Regions from separate parts of the Homo sapiens genome. Here region 2 is linked to region 1. The links are chromatin loops, found by intact Hi-C in ENCODE. Cell type or tissue: endothelial cell of umbilical vein. All regions are shown on one strand. Links, peaks and the distances in the headings refer to the core of each region. The heading gives the core; the rest is flanking DNA. Region 1 holds the start of HOXD12 (homeobox D12). Region 2 has its middle 150 kb from the start of ATP5MC3.

Region 1 (8,330 bases), core at 147-8,146:
TAGGCGACTGCTATACGCTGAAGGGGCTGGAGAGAGGGGGAAAGGGAGAACGAATTGGGTGGAAACAGAAAAATCCAGGTACCGGGGAGCAAGAATGAGCGGTGGGTGCAAATGCCCCAGCCAGGAGCAAGGAGAGTTGGCCTCAGTCCCCCAACGTGGAAGCCTTAAGGCCAGCCAGAGTTGCACTGGTACTTCCGCACGTTTCTCACGGGCTTCTCAGGGACTGAGGAAAGCAAGGAGGCCCAACTGGCCTGGTCTGTAAATCTCTTGGTGGCTTCTGGGGCCAGCAGAGAAGGAACCGAAGGAAAAGCCTTAGCCTTAGCCCCAGATCCCCCTCCCCAAACAAGGCCTCTGTCCAAAAGGGCAGATCCAACCCGGCCCTGGCCACGCGCGCGGCTAGTAGAGCGCCAGCGCCTGCTCCCGAAGCACCACGCGCTTCTTCTTCATACGCCTGTTCTGGAACCAGATTTTGACTTGCTGGTCGCTGAGGTTCAGCCTATTGGACAATTCCTTGCGTTTCTGCCTGTTGATGAATTCGTTGACGAGGAATTCGTTCTCCAACTCCGCAATCTGCTGCTTCGTGTAGGGTTTCCGCTTCTTGCGGGCCCTCCCCGGGGCCGCCCCCCACGGCAGGCCTGCAACACAGCCCCAACCCACGTCAACCCAGCCCGTACTCTGTCTATTGCCCGCCCCCAGGCGGTTCACCTCCCCTTACACTCTCCCTTGAACCCCACCTCCCATCCCGGCCCAAACCGGCCCGGGGAGCATGGGCACCGTTTACCGTCGGGCAGTGAAGGTCGCAGGCAAGAGGCAACGCCCGCCGCCTGCACTGTCATGTTCAAGTTGAGCGGGCCCTTGGTGTCGTCCTTGAAGCCAGGGGCGCAGGGAGCCCCCTGGAGCAGGGTCGTGGAGCCCGGCGTGGCACGACCCACACCAGCGTAGTCATACTTGGCCGCTTTGAGAGCAGCCACTGCAGGAGCCAGGCTAGACTCGGGGGCGAAGGACGGCCGGGTACGACCGCGCTCCTCTGGCCCAGCGGCCGCTTCGGGCGCATAGAACTTAGCCTGCTCTTCGGGTCCGTCTTTGGCTGTTGGGGGCTGCAGGCCGAGAGGCCCGGAGCCAGCCAGGTAGGGCTGCGAGAAGCCGCCGAAGGCAGTGGCGCCCGCAGGCTGCGCGGGGGCGCAGGAGGCGGGCGTGGCGGCCCAGGGCAGCGCGCCGCGCGGGTAGGAGATAGGGGGAAGCGCGGCCAACTGGCCGCCATTCGGCCTCAGGTTGGAGAAGTAGAAAGAGTCTGGCGACTGCAGATTCAGAAGCGAGCCCACATAGCCCGCTCTGTAGAGACTGCGCTCACACATCTCCAACAAAGGGCTTCGGCTGCGCTCGCAACAGTATTTAGTTACAACCGGGAATAAGAGGACAGGCTCAGACGATTGGACGAAACTTTGCCTGCAGGTTCTTCAAAGCCGGTCATTTCAGCACCGCCTACATCCCCCCGACCCGTTTTCCCCCCCTTCAGAGTATTATGATAACACCCGCAATGTTCGATGGCGAAGGACGAGGCTGCCAGCAGAGCCAAATCAGGTTGAGCGAAGACTAACTGTCTGCGGGTTTCCAGGCCCGGCTTCAGCAGCTGGGGACATCGGGCAAGAGGGTGACTCTGCCCAAGTGTCCCCTGGGACTCTTCTTGGTCGTGATTGGCTTTGCGATTCGTTTTCCGCAGGCTTTCTGGGCCCGGCTTGCTTCTACCGGCTTTAAGTTGCAGCGGAGGCATTTTCCATTAACCGGCGCCTCTCGACTTATCCGGAGAGGGCGCGGTCCGGCGGCACCAGGAGCTCTGTCCCTTGGCCTGAGCAATGTCACTTTTACCCCAATCACTCCCACAGAGAGGGTTTCTCCAGAGACCTCTGCCTGAGGATCTGGCAGCAAAGACCCATTCGCTACTTGAGCCCTCAGTCCCAGGCCGCAGACACAAAAAGGGCATCACAAACTACCCAATTTTGGGATCCAGGAAGGAGGCCACACTATTTCTGGTTTGTGTCCCCATGGCTAAGAACTCTGATCATAGGGAAATTGCCATACAGGTCCATGGAGAATGTCCGCCAGGGAACCCATCAGCTCGATCCACCAATCGTGGCCAAAGGCTACATTCCTTTTATCTTCAGGAGTCCTCTCCAGGACTACACACTGCAAACCAGAACTCCGAGGTGTCCCCATCCACCAAGTGGAGGGCAAAGCAGGACGAACTCCCCCGACTGGGTGTGGAAAGGCAGAAGAGCCAGAACCACCTGGCCGGGGAACAGCGGGCGTTCGGAGGCAGCTGGCTAGCAGAGTTCCTTGCCTCAGCGCCCCCAGGGGTGCCGGGGATAGGGAGTTCACGGGTCTGACAAACAGGGAAGTGGGAAAGGCAGCAGTTCTTAGCCGGGAGCGGTGTGCTCAGACCCCGTCGCTGGCCCTCTTGCCTAGTCCGGCCAGAGGACTAGGGGTCCTCCCCTCCTGCCTCTGATCCCAAGACCCTGGGAGACCCGGTGACCGGCGCCAGTCTCAGCCTGCAGCAGGACCCTCGGTCTCCGAGCCAAGCTGGAATTGGTTAGATCGCGGGCTCCTGCACTGAGACCACACAGGCGCCGCCGGAGGGCAAGACTGACCGCCGCGCTGCCACTTTATTGTGTGAGTTATGGCGACCAATTGGGTGGCTCTGGGGAACGCAATCGGCCTCTTCCTCCTGCTCTGGTGGGGGGGAGAGAGGGAGTGAGGACGGGGGGGTGGGGATGTCTGGGGCTCCTCTGGCTCTGCCAGAGAGTTTCCTTAGGAGCCCAGGCATAGAGACTCACTCGCTCTCGTCCTCTCTTGGGAGGTGGGGGCAAGCACAAACTGCAATCCCAGTTCCTAGATACTCAAGGGAATACAAGCCTCAGATCCCTAAGAGCTCTTATTTTGGGGAACCCATCCTATTTTCGAGGAGCTGCAGCTTCGTTACTCCCGAAAGCTCCAGCTCCAGGGGTCCCTGCAGTCTCTCCTCACGTTTCAGTGCACGACGATTCCTCGTTATTTCCAAGCCGAGGGGTGTCTCTTTCGGACCTTTAGGCAGCCCTACAACAGCTGTTTGCGCCTCAGGACTAAAGGCATAAAAGAACTCAGTGAAAAACAGGAAAAACAAGAACAACTAGGTTCCCTCCATTGCTCCTTGGACAGTCTTCCCACTTCATCCCCCGGGTTTATGACTTTCGAGGTCTGGCAGGCAAAGTCTTATGCGAGCTGGGGAACCTGATCGAGGGAGGATCGGGGTGGAAAGTAGTGGCGGGAGAGTGGCTTGGCTGGTGATTAAGAGAATGGAACAGGATTTGGCTGAGGAGCGAATAGAGAGCTCTGCCAATGCCGCCCAATGCCCAGGAGATGGCGAGCGCGCTCCATGCCTATCGGGGCGCAGCCGCACGGTCAAGATCAACAGTGAAGGGCGGTGCGGCCTCCCTGGGGTCGCCAGCCCGCTTTCAGACGCAGCCTAGCGCCTCCGAAAGCCGGAGATCTTGGCGGCAAGGCCGCCCCTGACAGCGGAGCCAGAGGGACCCAGGGGGCTGCCAGAGGCGGGGAAGCACTGCAGTCGCCCCTTTGTCTGACCGTGAGTCCCGGCTCCAATGCTTCCTTCGCCTCTTGAATCACGCGACACGGGGACCTCGTTCCCCCACCCGCGGCGCTAAAAACCTGCCGGGTTTCTGAGGAGCTCTCCTGCCGCCTGTCTCCAACCGAAGGAAAGGCCTCTCTCCAAGCCCCCTTAGCCTTCCGGGTTCCCCGAGGGCCTCCCTCCCAGTGCCTGGGCCACTTACCAGTTCCTCTCCTCCCTCTGCAATTTGGAATATAAAGGGAATGCATATGAATAACAAAGCCTTCTTCTGTTATTGATTTAGCCCTCAATCCAAATTCCTCCAGAGAGCGTTTGAGCACAGTTTTAATCTTCAGCAAACCTACCATTTCTCCAAGGCGGGGGGAGGGGGGGAAGTGACATGCAAACTAGAGATGAAAGGAAAGCCTCGAGGCAATCTCCCCTACCCACGATGGGAAACCCGAGAAATAGACAGGGGAAATGGAGTGAAGCTCCGGAGTGTGGGACTCACAAAAAATGGAGGGGAAGTTGGCGATTAGGAGAAAGGAAAAATGTGCCCGTTTCTGATGAAAACACATCTTTTGAGAAAAACCACAAAAACGGTAACGACCCTTCCCGAAGTGTAAGGTGGGGGATGGTGTGGCCCCTTGTGCACGGGTTATTTCTTCTGCAAAGATTGAATCGCGATCATATCTCTCTCTGTTTCTCTGTCTCTGTCCCTCCCCCTCAAAATCGAAGTTAGCTGTCCACGGTCGCCAGTAAGATATGAAAGAAATCAAGCTGGGACAGGGAAAACGAAAGTAGCTCCAAGTCTTAGGTCTCTGCGTTTTCTCTCTCAAAGTCATGAGGGAGCCCTCCCACCAGGAGAGTTTTCACACTAAGTGAGGTTTTAAATATCACTATGTAACTAACTTACACACTAAAACTTTAGCAACCACTGAGTTGATTGTGTGGGGAGCTAACCATGAGGAGTCATCCAGTTCCTCATCGGCCATTTCCCTGAGTGGCAAAAAGGCCTCAAACAGAAAATTCTAGTGCCTAAAAATTGCGTCTGAAAGTTTAGGTTTTATGTTTTCAGTTGTCAACTGCTCTGTGCAGACTGCCCGGAGAAGGCGATATGGGATAAGCTTGAAATGTTTCTTTTTCGATTGCCAAATATGGGTATGTCTTTCTAATTTCAAGACCTTCCTAGTCCAGATGTTTATAATGGTCTTTCCAGGTTGAAAATTTTCAAGTGAGTAAGTTTTTCTATGCACAGGCATACAAATACATATGGATTAAAAAATAAATAGAACTATATAAATAAATTGACAATAGTGAAAGAAAAGTAAAATTTTATTGTCTTTTGAGCTGGCCTGGTATAAAATATCATTTTAAACACTGTAAATGATATCCTCATTTTAAAACATCACTACTTATGTTAAAGTCATGGGCAAAAGGGAGGGAGGGGGGCAAAAGTGGAGAGCATGAAGGTTCCAGAAACCAGAATTAGTGTTGAGTTTCCTTCATCTATAGAGAACATAATTGTGTTCAAGATACCAAGATTTTGTAATAAATAAGAATCGTTTCAAGAAGAAACACAAACTTGAAAAAATAAAACAAATGTATAAGGACTCAGAAGAAACAAAAGAGTTCTGTTTATTGGCATCTCCCTAGGAGTAAAAAGTGATTTTTAAATGTCTGAAGCACTGCCCATGTATCCCAGCTCACAGACATTGCATTTACAAAAATAATCTCTCAATTGTATAAATATGCAGCACTTTAAAAGTAATTATTTATCATCACTTTCAGAAACATCATTATTTTTCTTCTTGGACCTTGGAACTTCACATTTTTCATATTTGTTAGATGCTTTACAGCTCCATGCGAGGCCCCCTTGTTTAGACAGTCAAGTTCTTCATTGGGTTCTGTATGTAAGTTCCCACCCACGGCCACATTGATTCAGCCTCTTTTTGAGGATTGAGGAGATGACCACAATCCCAGACCCATAGATCCAAGGCCAAGAAAAGGAGGTGCATTTATGCCATCCGCGGGTCACTCTACTGATTGCAGCCATTTAAATGTCTGCATTGAGAGCTCAAGAAATGAAGGCATCCACGATCCATGAGGACACATGAGTTTCAAATTAAAGATTATGAAAACACAAACCTACAAAGTGTTAAAAACAAACAATTAAAACAGCAAGTGAAACACCCAAAGTTGGAAAGATTGTCTTCATTTCAATATTGATACAATCCCTATTTAATAAGGTGGCCATTTTTAAAGCCATCACAGTACCTTCAGCCTCCTGTTTTTAGACTTTCTCGGTGACCCCAGAGCACTGCCTGCCTTTCCACTTGCCTCAGGGCAACTGCTGAGAGCTAATGATTCAATTACCTAATTACAGGATATGAACGACTGAAAACCATTCTGTCCTAATGGATTATGAAGATAATCAGTGCTGGGAATGAACAAATAAAGTAATTTTTTAAAAAAACCCTTAAATCAGAATGGCACTTCTGAAGTTCATTGGGGGGCGGATTATTAAAAAATACTTCAAGTCCCTTTATACTGGCCTGGAGGGAGAAACAAAACATTAAAAACAGATATTTTAAAAACCCTAGGCAAGAACAAAACCAATAATAAACAAGTAAAAATCAGAACTACAAAGTCAGGTTGGGCAGCAGAAGGTTTTAGAGCCAGATAAGGGGAAGAGAGAAAAACAATTCACAAAATTTGCCACCATTGGCAGGGGGTGGGGGGAATTAAATACATATTCAAGTCTTTCCAAAGGCCTTTTGGAGACAACCGAATGGCTTCTAAGCTGTCTGTGGCCAACCTGGACCACATCAGGAGACAGTATCTTTGAGCTTGGAGACAATTTTCTTGTCCTTCACTCTTCGGTTCTGAAACCAAATGGTCACTTGTCTCTCAGATAGGTTCGTAGCAGCCGAGATACGCCGCCGCTTGTCCTTGTTAATGAATTTGTTAATGGCATACTCGTTCTCCAGTTCTTTAAGCTGCAGTTTGGTGTAAGGCACTCTCTTCTTCCTCCCTCTTCGGTAGACGCACATGTCCGGCTGATTTAGAGCCACATCCCCTGATACAAACAAAAGCACAAGAAAAATTAGGCTGGGATATTCGGAGCACCTAGCTGAGGATTGTGTGTGTGTGTGTGTGTGTGTGTGTGTGTGCGTTTGCAGGGGTGCAGGAAATTTTTAAAAAATGCCATGCTGTTTGGTCTTTATTATGTACATAGACATAACACTTACCTGTTATTAAAGAAGGATTATTTGCACTTAACAACAATGGTTAATTTGATTGATTATCATAGTTTCTCAAACCGGCATCTTAACAAGCTTGCAATTTTATGGTGTGGTTATTGGGCACGTTCATGAGGACAGTTTCTGCAAATGTCGGTTGTATAAAAACAAACTTACATACATAGACACATACCAACTCAGGTCTTTTGCTCAAATTTTGATTTCCCGCGTTCCTATGTTAGGAGTTCGTGAGCTTGATCTAACAAGCTTTAGTAGTCATCTTGGGGCAGTGATGTCTTTGAAAATGGGGGGACCCAACTCTGTCAGGTTTCTTAGGAAAAAGTTCTCTTTAGGAGAAAAGGGAGAGGCCCAAGGAAAGGGCACGCAGAGACTCTCAACTTTAGGAGAAAAACGTGTCTGCGCTGCACACAGGAAAGAAAGGGCAGTGACGGAGGCAGTTGAAATCAGAGGAGGAATTTACAGATTTCACACGAACTGGACAAATTTCCACTGGGTTAACCCTGGTCACGTGTGGAGCACAGGCACAACTCCCACTCCCAAGTAGGGGCGCATACTCTTAGTCCTTTCTTTTCTCCTTCTCTCTCCCCCTCCCTCGTGTCGGTCCCTTTTCTCCATCGCCCCTACCTGGAAAGGAAGATTTCCAAAAGTGGGACCCCTGTGGCTGGTCCTTGGTGCAGTACACCTGGCTGTTCCACCCGTTAGCCAGCGTCCAGGACTGGTACCCCTCCATGGAGATGTAGGCCTCGTGCCGAGGCTCCCCGGAGCCGAAAGTGGACACCATGTCGATATAGCCGGGCACGTGCTGGTAAGGGCTCGTATAGCCCTGGTAGAAGGATACCTCCTTGGCTCGCGCTGGCACCTCGTTGGCCGGTACGCTGCTGCTCGCCAGGCCTGACACGTCCATGTACTTCTCCACGGGAAAGCCTCCCAGCGAGGCGTGCGGCGATGACTTGAGCGCATTCTGCTGTAAGCCCACGCCGTGCGACATACGGCAGCTGTAGTAGCCGTTGCCGAAGTGGTAGCCGTAGCCCAGCGCTGGAGCGCTCGGGGGCGCTGCAGCGGCCGCTGCAGGCGTGGGTGCTGGGCACTCTTTGGCTGGGGGAGCCTCCGGGCGCGCCGCTACAACGGCAGAAGAGGACGACGACGAGGAAGAGCCCGTGCGCTCAGAGGTCCCGGGGTACGCAAAGCCGGAGGCTGCCGCCGCCGCCGCCGCAGCCGCCGCTGCCGCCGCCGCCGCCCGCCCCGAATGCGTCCCGGCGAACACAGGCGCGGAGAGAAAGCCGCGGCACTGGCCTGACGCCGCCGCCGCCGCCACCGATGAGGAGGAGGAAGAGGCCGGGGCGCCACCGGCGCCCCCGCCGTCTGCCCGCAGCCCGTCCATGTCCCAGCTCCCGGCGCGGCTCATGGCCCGGCCTGGCCCGGCCCCGGCCCTGGCCCTGGCCCCGCGCAGGACACCATGGCGCGGCGCG
Region 2 (8,330 bases), core at 248-8,247, 770 kb after region 1:
CCTCTCCTCTCTTCTCCTCTCTTGTCTTCTTTTCTCTTCTCTTTCTTCTCTTCTCTTGTCTTCTTTTCTCTTCTCTTTCTCTTCTCTTCTCTCTGTTATTCTGCCATATGTGGACATACCAAGAAGGCAGCCATCTACAGGCCAGAAAGAGAGAGCCTTCACCAGAAACTGAATCACCCAGCACATTGATCTTGGACTTCCCAGCCTCCAGAACTGTGAGAAAATAAACTGTCGTTGAAACCAAAAAAATTATATTTTAACTAATTGATTTTTAACTTTGCTTAATGATTTTTGACACATGACATATTGATCAGGATATATCATTATGTGTATAGGACACTATATGTGTAAGGACACCAAGTAAGACTAAGGCCTTACTTTGGTCCCTGGCCTCAAGAAGCTCACATCAATGATGAAGAAAGCGAATGTGTGGAGGGTGGGGTGGAGAATAAAAGATATTAAAGGAAAGGCTTTCATTATAGCATCACTTTTAATAGTCAAGATTGAAAACAACCTCAATTTGGAAAATAATGTAATAAATAATTATGTAATAAATGAGTATAATTACTAGTAAGTCATAGCACTACACATGGTAAATCATCGTGTAGCCATTTATATTTGGTTTATGAGGAATTTTATATGCTATACAAATTTGTATGTTGTAATATTAAGTAAAAAACTGGAAAACGAAATTATATGTGCAATATGGTCACTGCTATCTTTAAAAAAATAGGAAAAACAGTGTGGTTGTCTTTGGGTGGCAAAGTTATGGATGACTTCTTTCTACTTTTCTATATTTTTTGATGATTGCTATTTTTACAATAGCAACACCTAATGAGACACTATTTTAAGCACTGTATACATTTAACTTACTTAATTTCTCAAAAACCCTATGAGTTAGGTATGTTGTTATCCCTGCTTTGTAGACAAGTGAAGAACAGACTTAGAGTAAATTTCCCATCACACAGCTATTAGGTTGTGTAGCCAGGATTTGAATTCAATCTGGCTGCAAGTCTATATTGTCCTATAATAAACGTGTATTAATTCTTATTACTGGAAGGCTTCTAATATTTTTTAAAAGCAGATACACACAATTTGCCATAGGAATTCAAAGGAAGAAAATAAGCCCTGCATCCTGGGAATTAGGGAAGTCTTAGGAGAGAGGTTGAATGGGATTTAAACATGCATTAATTGAAGGAGGGGCATGTCAGATAATAGAAGAGCAGGAGCTAAAACAGTTAAATTTAACATTGATGGCCTGCAAACAATGAAGATACATTGTTTTTGTGCCTGTTGTTTGCATTATTTGGTGTCTTTAATCATTCTGCATCTCCTGGGAGTGCTTATTTTGCTCCTGCACAGCGCTTGCTTTTTTCCCAAAATCCAATACCCTTTCAGAAAATGTCAGAACCAAAAGGTATTATCTTGGACAACCCCCCATCCAGATCAAGGACCCCTTTATACAATTCTTAACAAAAAGCTCTTCTATGTCCCTAAAGAGCCCATTTCATTTTTAGAAAACTGTAAATCATTAGAATATTCTTCTTTATATATGGGCTTAAATCTAATGCTCCAAAACTTTTATCATTGGTCTGGTTTGTCCCCAGAGGTATTCAAAGTAACACTAAGCACTCCTTACTTCCTGGGCCTTCAGTTATCAGACTCATCTTGATCTTTTCTTCCCCGTGATACAAATCTTAGTTTCCGTCTGCAATTTTCCATGGGACTTGATGCTCAAATCCTTCCCATCATCATTCATTCTTTTCAGGAAACCCTGCAGTTTTAGAATGATCTTTTTAAAATGTTTACTCAAAACTGACCAAGACCCTCCTATGGAGAGAACCGTGAAATAACTACCTATCGTGATCTGGGCCCTATCTATTAATGCAGCTCGATTTAGAAGCCTCTTTATACTATTGCCTCATGTTCGATGTCATCAACCAAAACTGTTTTTTTGTTGTTGTTGTTGTTGTTGTTGTTGTTTTTTTTTTTGACAGAGTCTCGCACTGTCGCCTGGGCTGGAGTGCAATGGCGCAATCTCAGCTCACTGCAACCTCCGCCTCCTGGGTTCAAGCAATTCTCCTGACTCAGCCTCCTGGGTAGCTGGGATTACAGGTGCACACCACCATGCCCAGCTAATTTTTTTTTTTTTTTTTGGTATTTTTAGTAGAGATGGGGTTTCACTAAGTTGGCCAGGCTGGTCTTGAACTCCTGACCTCATGATCCACCCTCCTCTGCCTCCCAAAGTGTTGGGATTACAGGCATGAGCCACCACACCTGGCCGGATCTTTTTAACATATATCTGTGTGACACGAGGTATTCCTAAATATAGATTTCATTATTTATTCTGCTCAAGAAGGAAGAATATGATCCTGGTATTTGGATGAAAAAGAAATCCAATAATGGAATTTGACAGTTTTCACTTCTCAGAATAGGCCATACACTAAATCACTGGGTTTTGGACATTGAGGAGAAAACAGGGAGGTTGTGTCATGACTTTGCAGATCAAGAGGTTAAAGGGTTTTTATTTTCTGGGGATATACGGGAGAGATAAAAAAAAAATCTGCCTTTCCCTCGCAGGATAGAAGAAAGACACTAGTTTCCACCAAGGGCCTACTGAGAGCACTGTAATACCCCATATTTTGTGAGTGGCAGCATTTGCTCCAAGTGTTGTGTGTGGGCCCTGGACAGGTGTTTATCCCTGACAACATTGCCACTGATTCAGGCAAAATTAGAGGAAAGATAAGAACAATGACTTTTATGAAAAAGTCCTCTACCTTGTTTGGTTGGCAAAGCCTTGTACTAGTCATTTCTTGCTTTCTTTTCTGTGCCTTCCTATGCCACTGGAGTTAAAGCAGAATTTCCTTCAGATGTAACAAACATCCAGTCTCATATTACTCAATTAGCTTGGGCTAAACTTAAATGTAAAGCACTGATCTGCCTTGTCCAGGATCATTCTGTTTTATTTCACCTGCCATTAAGAGGACTGCCATCGCAGGCTTTGAGGGGGATTCTCACTTGATATTGCAAAGACCAGCTGAACATAGTGCTCACAACATATTCTGCTTCTCTTTCTTTATTGGCACACAAATACACTGTATTTCCTAGTTCTCCTTCTATTAGGGATGGGCGGGTAGTTGAGATCTCCTAGGCTGTGACTAGAAGGCTAAGGCCTTTAAGAAGTAAAGTATGTCCCCTGCATGCTCTCAATCTCCTCCACTGGCTGGAGGCAGTGAGGCCCTAGCGGATCCCTGAGCCACAAAATGGAAGGAGGTTTGGTCTTTGAACCACCTTCTGGAAGACAGCCACCTACCAACCTGAAACATGTCTCTTGGTTTGTTGCCTGGATGAGAAATCAACTTCTATTATGTTTGGGCCATTGTTATATTTTGGGTTCTAATTATTACAGCAGCTGGTGACATATTTAGGTTGGTGCAAAAGCAATTGCAGTTTTTGCTATTACTTTTAATGGCAAAAACCGCAATTACTTTTGCACCAACCTAATACGCATAATCTTGACCTTCTCATTGTGTTAAACTGGCTCAGTTTAAGCTATCTTCTCTCTGCACTATATTTCCTTGGAAAAGCAGCCTCTTTATGGCCTGGGCCTCCAGCCTTTCTCTCATCTTTCTCAATTTTGAATTGACACTGTCTCCTCACAGTCATCTGAATTCAGTATACACACGTTGGATAAGAACTTGTCCACAGAAAGTCCCCAACTAGTTTTTCCTCTCTCTGTCCTGGATGGCAAAGCTGAACCATGGTGCTGAGCCAGCATACTTCCTGTGCCTGCCTCTTATGTGTGTTGTTTTTCAGAAGCAAAGTTACAGACAAGACAGGGCTAGAAAATGTAAAAGCACTAGAGCAGCAGTTTACAGACGCCAGTTCACAGACCTGAACTGAGCTGTCTTCGTCAGAATTGCCTGGGAAGAATTTTTGAAAATAGAGATTCATGGGCCTCACACTCAGAGATTTCGATTTGATGTTTCTGAGGTAGGTGACTAGGAATCTGATTTTTGAAGTATCTTTATGACCCTGATGCATAACCACTGTTCTAGACAATGTCATGTCAGGGTCAGCATTAATGCTAGCAAATATTAACAGTGAAGCATCCCATGATGGCCAGCAAAGCATAGTGGGTAACAGCTTGGGATTTGAAGTCATACTTGAGTCTGAGTCCAGGTACCATCACTAATAAGTTGTGACTTTGGTAAACTTACTTAATGTCTCTGAATCTCAGTTTTCTCACCTGTTACCTGGGCTTAATAATGCACAATAAGAAACTTAAATGAAATAGTGACTGTAAAGTCCCTGGCTTGGAGAAAAGAAGAGCTAAATAAATAATTGTGTGTGTGTGTGTGTGTGTGTGTGTGTGTGTGTGTGTGTGTGTGTGTGTATGTGTGTGTGTGTGTGTGTGTGACAGAAAGAGAGAGAGAGAGAGAGAAGTTCATTTACAGAGATGACAGCTGTAACGACTTCCATACTGGGTAAAAACAGCATTGGAACAACACTGCATGTTTAGATCTTCCTCCCACAGATTACATTATCCTTCATAAACTATTCTTGGGGGCTGGTTTTGCTGCTCCCACCACTACTAGAAGTAACCACCAGAGGGAGTGATTTTGCCCCGTCGTGATCTTTTCAATCTAACCACAGTTGGGTTTCCCCTCCCTCCTTCCTTAAGGAAAAACAAAGTGTAGCCAGGCCCAATAGTCTGATGCATGAGTCTAGCCCTGGTACACACTGAGCACAGGGCAATCTCAGCACCCCCTGAGTACAAAGCAGGTCCCATTCAGGGCAGCAGGCCTCCTGCTCTCTGCTGACCCCAACACTGGGCACCCTGGCTTCCTAGCTGCTGGAAAAAGCTCTTTTCACATCACCCAGGACCTCCAACATGTCTCCTCCCTCTGGCCCCTCTCCTACAGCTCTGGGACGCAGCCCCTTTGACTGCAGGTGTAAGAGGTGGCTTGACCCCACTCCGTCACTTGCTCCTGTACAATCCTGGGCTTGTCACTTAATCTCTCGGAGCTTGTCTCCTGATCTTTAGACTCATCAGTTTCACAGGGTTTTCATGAGGATTAAGTAAGCTAATACACATGAACATGGCTTGTAAATGGAAAGCGCCATGTGAGTGTAATGCATTAATGCTGGCATCAGTTAGCATTTAGCAGCTAACTAACCCCATAGCAGCTAACACAAACCCCAGCGCAGCATCACACCCAGTACACTCTGCTTTTCCTATGAACTATTATCCTACTTCCTGTTTCTCCAAGGCAACTTGACAAAAACCAAAGGATTATTCTGCCTTAGCTTAGTTCACTTTCCCAAGTTCGAGTAAGGAATGTTTATAAACCCGCAGAAAGCCCCATTGTGTCTCATCTGTCCCAACTGTCCATTGATTCTTCACAAATTCACAGCAAACTGAGGAAGCTGGATTTTACTACCGGAAGGTCCACGCTCAGGGTAAGGGAATCTTTGGGTTAGAAAAGTGATCCTAGAAGACCCTACTAGGAATTCCCAAAGGACTTTGAAGAATTAAGGAAAAAAATTAATTTAGGTTCTGGGCCAATGAAGAGACTGAAATAAAAATTGGAAGCTTTTACTTCCAGAACTGCCAAAGCTTGTGGGGAAAAGACTTCACTAAGCCTCAGTTTCCTTGCCTGAAAAATGGAGGTAACAATCTGCCCTCCCACTACTCCATGGGATTTTTAGGGGCGTAATATAAAAGAATTACGATACAAAAATAATGTTGAGTACCTACTGTGTGCCAGACACTGTTTTCAGTATTTTATGCTTAAATCTTCAGAACAAACTCATGTGGTCAGCACTATTACCCCATCTTATAGATGAGGAAATCACGCATAAAGGAACAATAGCTTTCAAAGTGCTTATTGATGATTATCATGATTAAATATAAATGTTCAAGGGGACGGGCATAGGACTCATACCTGTAATCCCAGCAGTTTGGGAGGTTGAGGTGGGAGGATCACTTGAGCCCAGGAGTTCGAGACCAGCCTGAACAACATGGCGAAACCCCGTCTCTACCAAAAATACAAAAATCAGCTGGGTGTGGTGGCACACGCTTGTAGTCCCAGCCACTTTGGAGGCTGAAGTGGGAGGATTGTTTGAGCCCAGGAGGTATAGGTTACAGTGAGCTGAGATGGCACCACTGCGCTCCAGCCTGGGCAACACAGCAAGACTGTCTCATAAATAAATAAATAAATAAATAAGTTTCAGGCACTTATATTTCTGCCTTGTGGCACCCAGTGAAGACATGGGCTTTTACTAATCAGATGATAGAGACTGTCAAGTGAGATGAAGTTTTCTGGGTTCCCCTTAGAGCGGGACCCTTCACAGTAGAACATTTTAAACATGACTGCTCCAAAAGGCAGACATCCATGGGTTAAGATAAAGGACTCTGGGTGCCGTCAAACTAGAATGGGGCGCAATGGATGGATACTCATCCATTTCATGGAGGAGACTAGGAACCAGAACACAAGGTGGCCTCCTCTATTCTTTTGCTGATTTCCCCTTCTCCATCCTGTCCAGGCCATGAATACCCTCCTCCCTAATTCTCTTTCTCCCAGGAATACTGCTTCTCTTCTTCCAGCTGCTAAAGAAAGTGGGGTAGATAAAACTCTGCATCACATCATGGAGATGGCTGTTTAATTTGAGATGAGTGTTACATTACTCATTGCTCTGAGCCCCCTTTGATCCACCAACATTTGCTTCTTTTATCCCCATGTAGTGAGTACATTAGTGCCTGAATGCTGCGTGATCTCATTGTCTTTTAGATGCTGTCAGAGATTATTTACTCAGGAAAACAGATGAATATCTTGTTTAATGTCAAAATAATTACTATTTGGCTGGCCTGACAGTTTATTTATGCTTTCAATATTTTTATGTTTATATCAAAAGAGCATTGCTAAAATTGTATTTTGCCATTAAACAGGATATGACAACTTTTTTAAACTTAATTTTTCTGTTTGATGAGTTTGTTTATTAAAATGGTTAGAAGATAACGGAACCAAGTGGAAATGGTCACTCGAGTTGAAATGTGCAGCTTTATGTTTCTTATTTGTATAAAAGCTTGAAAGAGGCAGTAAATAATGCTTTAAGCAAGGGGCACTAAAATGCAGTGGTTAAGAACACAGACTGTAGCCCCAATTTCAAATCCTCACTCTGCAGTCTTAGTCCAGTTTTTCAACCTATCTGTGACTTGGTTTCCCCATCAGCAAAATAGATATTATTGTAAGAGTTGAAGGAGTTCATATACATAAATTTCCTGGCATATGCAAATGCTGCTTAAGTATTAGCTATTATTTAAATAAACATTTGTTTTTTGCTTTTTGTTTTTTTGCAGTTGCAGGATTTAATAGAGTGAAAACAGAGCTCCCATACAAAGGGAGGGGACCCAAAGAGGGTAGCCGTTGCTGGCTCGAATGCCTGGGTTTATATCCTGATCACTGTCCTTCCTGCTGTGCTCTCAGGCAATAGATGATTGGCTATTTCTTTACTTCCTGTTTTTGCCTAGTTAGCATTTTAGTGAGGTCTCTTTATTACCTGATTGGTTGGGTGTGAGCTAAGTTGCAAGCCCCATGTTTAAAGGTGGATGTGGTCACCTTCCCAGCTAGGCTTAGGGATTCTTAGTCAGTCTAGGAAATCCAGCTAGTCCTGTCTCTCAGTAACCCCTCTCAACAGGAAAACCCAAGTGCTGTTGGGGAGGTTGGTCGACGACCGCTCTAACTGCTTCCTGCTGAATTGGGGCATAATAGGGGTTGTGCAGTTGAGATTTCCTTGGGAGGGGTGCCTTCAATGTCATTAACACGGAGCATGGGCTAGCAGGCCAGTCCAAGGGTCCTTGGTAGATTTTAGTCATGGACTGCATCTGGGGCTCCAATTTAAGAACGATTTGCAGCTTTACAGCTTCAATTCTGGAAGAGACAAACTTAACAAGGAAATAAAAGATACAGGGTCCAAAGAGGAGTAACAATATTATAGCTGCTAGAGGTCCTAAGAAGGGGAGAATTCAGGGCATCCATTGGCTGAGGAGGCCCCAGGGTCCAGTGTTTTGAAGCTCCTCTGCTCTACATTGCATTCGATCTTGAATTTCTTTAAATTTCTCGGTAACAATTCCAGATTGATTAACATAACAACAGAATTCTTCCCCTAAAAATAAACAGGTTCCCCCTCTTTCCGTGGTTAGCAAGTCTAAAGCTCTTCGATTTTGAAGGACTACTGCTGCTAGGGAGTTAAGTTAATCTTGCAAGGTGACCAGGGAGTCGGCGACCCATTCCATGTCACCATTTAGTTCTTGAGACAGTTTGTAG

The links. Hi-C counts contacts between places; a loop is a spot of excess contacts. Peaks named below come from ENCODE experiments on the same cell type or tissue, not always from the same donor. Only the 100,000 strongest peaks of a DNase experiment are listed, where the experiment ranks them.
Region 2: a loop joins it to region 1, with 17 times the contacts of the local background. A loop is called at or near these places in 10 of 110 quality-filtered maps.

What each region holds. Positions count from the first base shown.
Region 1 is chr2:176,092,827-176,101,156 of GRCh38, reverse strand. HOXD13 (homeobox D13) reads right to left here. Exons shown (of 2, transcript NM_000523.4): 1 at 7,486-8,330; 2 at 5,213-6,677. The coding sequence starts at 8,266. The coding sequence ends at 6,427. HOXD12 (homeobox D12) reads right to left here and starts at 1,362. Exons shown (of 2, transcript NM_021193.4): 1 at 782-1,362; 2 at 1-635. The coding sequence starts at 1,355. The coding sequence ends at 397. RefSeq lists enhancers at 775-1,507, 3,049-3,631, 3,632-4,215. In endothelial cell of umbilical vein, for the core only: a CTCF peak has its summit at 3,396 (motif pointing right); DNase peaks (open chromatin) are centred at 3,426 and 4,466; H3K4me3 peaks cover 374 bases; H3K27me3 peaks cover 7,360 bases.
Region 2 is chr2:175,325,558-175,333,887 of GRCh38, reverse strand. No RefSeq gene overlaps it. Among named protein-coding and RNA genes, the nearest start is that of ATP5MC3, 150 kb to the right of the region's middle. In endothelial cell of umbilical vein, for the core only: a CTCF peak has its summit at 4,608 (motif pointing right); a DNase peak (open chromatin) is centred at 4,617.